Linked DNA regions of Homo sapiens: region 1 is linked to region 2. A link is a loop called in an ENCODE intact Hi-C map of the cell type or tissue named here. Cell type or tissue: breast epithelium. All regions are shown on one strand.

Evidence for each region. Peaks named below come from ENCODE experiments on the same cell type or tissue, not always from the same donor. Only the 100,000 strongest peaks of a DNase experiment are listed, where the experiment ranks them.
Region 1: a loop joins it to region 2, with 14 times the contacts of the local background. A loop is called at or near these places in 1 of 110 quality-filtered maps.

What each region holds. Positions count from the first base shown.
Region 1 is chr12:118,270,674-118,273,173 of GRCh38, forward strand. All of the region lies in intron 1 of TAOK3 (TAO kinase 3), which reads right to left. Among named protein-coding and RNA genes, the nearest start is that of TAOK3, 100 kb to the right of the region's middle. In breast epithelium, no CTCF peak of the experiment used is centred here; a DNase peak (open chromatin) is centred at 1,298; H3K27ac peaks cover 1,707 bases.
Region 2 is chr12:119,114,081-119,116,580 of GRCh38, forward strand. SRRM4 (serine/arginine repetitive matrix 4) reads left to right here. Exons shown (of 13, transcript NM_194286.4): 3 at 198-284. The region is part of intron 2 of LOC105370021 (a long non-coding RNA gene); the gene reads right to left. Among named protein-coding and RNA genes, the nearest start is that of SRRM4-AS1, 63 kb to the left of the region's middle. In breast epithelium, a CTCF peak has its summit at 1,394 (motif pointing right); no DNase peak of the experiment used is centred here.

The DNA of each region.
Region 1 (2,500 bases), 840 kb before region 2:
TTTTTTTTTTTTTTTTTTGAGACAAAGTCTTGCTCTGTCTCCCACGCTGGAGCGCAGTGGCGCCGATCTCGGTTCACTGCAAGCTCCGCCTCCCGGGTTCACGCCATTCTCCTGTCTCAGCCTCCCCAGTAGCTGGGACTACAGGCGCCCGCCACCACGCCCAGCTAATTTTTTTTTGTATTTTTAGTAGAGATGGGGTTTCACCATGTTAGCCAGGATGATCTCGATCTTCTGACCTCGTGATCCGCCCGCCTCAGCCTCCCAAAGTGCTGGGATTACAGGTGTGAGCCACCACGCCCGGCTAAATGTCACTTCTATAAAACCTACTATTTTCTCCCTTTGCATCAGTTTTCAACACACATAGTTAGTATTCTAAAACTGGATGGCAAGTGCTTCTTCAGAGAAGGGTAATTGTCTAAGTCCACATTTGGATTAATCATTGTAACCCCTGATATTTTAAAAAATAAAAACAGTGTTATTGAGATATAATTCACCTATCATACACTCTGCCCATTTAAAGTGTACAATTCAATGGTTTTTAGTATATTTAGTATTTAGCATTTTAGATATGTACAACCGTTACCAACCACAGTTATTTTTAGAACATTTTCATCACCATACATACACACACAAAACCATACCCTTTAGCTATTACCCCAGCCTCGCCCCACCCCATTCCCTCCATTCCTAAGAAATTTACTAACATACTTTCCATCTTTATAGATTTCCTTGTTCTGGGAATTTCATATAAACGGAATCATACAATATGTGGTCTTTCATGACTGGCATTTTTCACTCAGCATGTTTTCAAATCCAATGCATAGCATGAATCAGTATTTCTTTTTATTGCCAAATAATATTCCATTATATGGATATGTCACATTTTATCCATTTATCAGGTGATGGACATTTGGACTGCTTTAACTTTTGGCCATTATGGATAGTGCTACTAGAATTATTCATGTATAAGTTTTTAGGCGGATATATGTTTTCATTTTTCTTGAGCATATGCCTATGAGTGGAAATGCTGGGCCCTACGGCTTCTTTAAGTAGCAGATATTCCATAAAAATCTGATGAAATCACCTTCCCTGTTCCATTTCAATCTTATAATTAAAATGACCATTCAAATTAATCCTTTCCCCAAAAGATAAACAAGAATATTTTTTCTTCTAAGAGGATAAGATGAAATAACAGGCATAAAATAAGTTTTTCCCTCTTCCTTAACCTCCTGCAACCTCAGGTATTACATTTATAGTGAGAATGTAGAACTGCGCCAAGAATGTAGTATTTCAGGTTTTAGGCCCTTGGGCCAAATAAACAATCCAACTAGCACGGAGTAGAAGATTTCATCAGAGATGTGCAATTGAAATAATTTTCTTCGCAAACACTTCTTTATTCTAAGAAATGGAAACCTTCTAACAATGGTAATCAAGTAAATTATTTCTCACAAGACATTCTAACTTACTATAAGAAAGAACACTGGTGGCGCATGCCTGTAATCCCAGCTACTTGGGAGGCTGAGGCATGAGAATCACTTAAGCCCAGGAGGCAGAGGTTGCAGTGAGCCGAGTTACACCACTGCACTCCAGCCTGGGTGACAGAGCAAGACTCCATCTCAAAAAAAAAAAAAAAAAGAAAGAAAGAAAGAAAGAAAGAACACTTGATAGAGAGTAGAAATATATATTTTTAAAATAATTTTCCCTTTCCCAGAAACTTCAAGAAAGATGATTCATTGAAGATCTTAGTTGTGTTTCAATGTTTTTTTCAACAATAATGTTCTTCTCAACAATGTTTTTCTCTGGCAGCACTATCCTGGAGCCAGTGAATTCGAAAACTCCACAATATTTCAGTATTAATAAAGTAAATAAGAATTAGAATGTTTCATACTGGAAAGAATTTTAAAGATACACCATTTCAACTCCTTTTTTTCTTTTTATACTCAATCTCAGAAAAGTTAAGCATCACATCACACCTCTGTGGCAGCATTATCCCCAAATTAAAATCCCAGACTTCTGGCCAGGTGCAGTGGCTCATGCCTGTAATCCTAGCACTTTGGGAGACCGAGGTGGGAGGGTTGCTTGAGTCCAGGAGTTTGAGAACAGCCTGGGTAACACAGTGAGACCCCCGTCTCTATGAAATAAAATACAAAAAAATTAGCTGGGCATGGTAGCACGTGCCTGTAGTCCCAGCTACTTGGGGCTTGAGGTGGGAGGATTGCTTGAGCCCAGGAAGCTGAGGCTATAGTGAGCCGAGATTGTGCCACTGCACTCCAACCTAGGTGACAAAGTAAGAACTTGTCTGGAAAAAAAAAAATCCAGGACTTCTGATTTTCCATTACAGAAATTTATTCTCCTGAACCATGCTGCCCTAAGTCATACTTTACTATTTTGGAGGGTAATCAAGAAAATTTTAAATTTAATGTAAGATTGAACTTCTGTTACTATTCCTCCCAAGGATCTCAGGACATTTAAAGATATGGTGCTAGATTCAGTTCTTACG
Region 2 (2,500 bases):
CTCATTAACTCGGCATTAAGTCCTTATTTAGGTACTTAGTCTGAAGTGTGACCCAATCAGCCATGAGGTGGTAATGAGGCACTGGCTATAGGTCCTTGATCATCCAAGGACCTGGGTCCTTCCCTGGCTGCACCAGCTCTGGTTGGGGAGTTGGGGAACCATGAGTTATCTAATGCTCCTCTCTTTGCTCCTCACAGTGCCTCTCATGACAAAGACTTGACACCACCACCTTCCTCCAGGGGAAAGAAGAAAAAGAAGAAATCCACTCGGAAGAAGAGAAGGAGGTAAGAGCACCAAGAGGGAGATAAAACCTGTAAGATGCAGGCAGGGACAAAATATGGGTTTCAAAGTCAGACAGTGGCTCCCTCTTGGGTTCAAATCCCCTCTCTGATGCTTAACTAGCTGTGTGACCTTGGGCAAGTCACTTTACATCTCTGTTCCTGTTTTTATTATACTTCTCCAAAATGGTGATAATATCTACCTTTTGAGATTTCATGAAAATTACATGAAAAATTAATGTGGAAGCGGCTGTCACAGTACCTGGCACATGGTAAATGACTAATTAATAGGAAGCATAGTCTTTTTTTTTTTTTTTTTTTTTTGAGACGGAGTCTCGCTCTGTCACCCAGGCTGGAGTGCACTGGCATGATCTCGGCTCCCTGCAATCTCCGCCTCCCAGGTTCACTCCATTCTCCTGCCTCAGCCTCCCGAGTAGCTGTGACTACAGGCGCCCGCCACCACGCCAGGCTAATTTTTTGTATTTTTAGTAGAGACAGAATTTCACTGTGTTAGCCAGGATGGTCTCCATCTCCTGACCTTGTGATCCGCCTGCCTCGGCCTTCCAAAGTGCTGGGGTTACAAGCGTGAACCACCGCGCCTGGCCGGAAGCATAGTCTTTAGCATGAATATTGAATTATTTTTTGAGAGCTTACTAGATGCAGAGGACTAGACTAGGCACCGTGGTCTTCATTATCTCTTTTATCCCTGACCATTGTCTACCAGGAAAGCATTATTATTCCCATTTTAGAGATGAGAAAATAAAGGCTCACAGAGGTGGTGACAGGATCTACAGGGGCTTGACGCCAGGTTCTCAGTTGGTTCTACGACGCCCACCTAACTAGTTCAATATCTAGGATAATAGGTGGGTGTTGGAGGGGAGGGGTGCTGTTTGTTTGTTTGCCAGCTATTGACTCTTTGGTATCCTATGCATTTTTTCTACGTCCAATTCCTTTAAAATTTTTTTATATTTAAAATGATTTCCAGATTTGCTTGTAGGCTGCCACTAACTAGACTGAAAGCATCTCTAGTGTGCCAACTCCAGAGGGGCAGGCTTAAATTAACCCTTAAGGCTGCCAACTGAGAATCACAGCAAACTTCTGAGGCAGTATTTATAGAAACCTGTAGGGGGCAGCAGAGAGCAGCATCTGATGACTTGGGCTTCAACTCCAGGTTTTCTGGAACCTTGTTTCACAGACACCCCTTAGCCTCATTCTAAAAGGACAGGCTCAAAGAGGAGCCAGGGGGAAATATGGATGAAGACTCTGAGTCCTAGCCATTGTAGGGTAGGAGATGAAATTGAGGCAAGTGCTTTGGATTTCCTAATTTGAGGGGTGGGCCAGAGAATACTCTAAAAAAGGAAACCTCAGATATTAAGATTCACTAATTGACTCGTTCATCCAGTGAATATTCACTGAGCATGTGTCTGGGGACAAATGTTATGATTCCTTGAAGGCTGAATTGTTTCTCAGCCATTCCCTTCTGCAGACATGTTTTGTTTGACCTGCAAAGTGATTTGATTTTTTTTTTAATTGGTGGTCAACATTTCCAAATCGGGAGATTTCATATGAAAATGTGGAGTTTTGGAGGCTCCTTTAGAAAAGGCAGGTGCTGTAGAAGCCCAGACCTGAATTCCTACACAGGATCTTCGGCTAATCTGAGAAGCAGACTCCCCTCCAGCCAGAACCTCTCTGGTTCCCCCACAGTCCCCACTACTCCCTACTGTCTTCCACCCAGCCTGCTTCATCCATTCATGTTACCTGAGAGGGCCCTGTTAGCATTGAATTTGTAACCTCTCATCTGTTTCAACCCTGGTCTTTTGTCAGCGGGGAAATAAGAGACTTAGAGATGAGCCTTGACATGCCCAAGGTGGCTCTGTGAGTTGGTAGTAGTCAAGATTGGAACTTAGGTCACCTGAGCCTCAGTCTTGAGTCATCACCATGGACTCAGAGTAGCTCTGTTGCTCAGGTAACACTTTGATGGCACTATCCGTGCAGCCGCAGCCTGGCAAGATATCCTTCAGGGGCTCAGTCTTACCAGGGAGACAAAGGATGGGGCAAAGGAGAAACCCTGAGACTTTGAGAGGAGGGTTGCAGCTTGAAGGGAGAACAGCAGACAGAAGGAAGCCTTTCCAGCTTGACCAGGCAGGCAGCTGTGAGGTGCTATGGTGACTGAGAGCAAAAACCAGTGGGATCCCAGCTCATCTACTTCCTAGCTGTGTGTC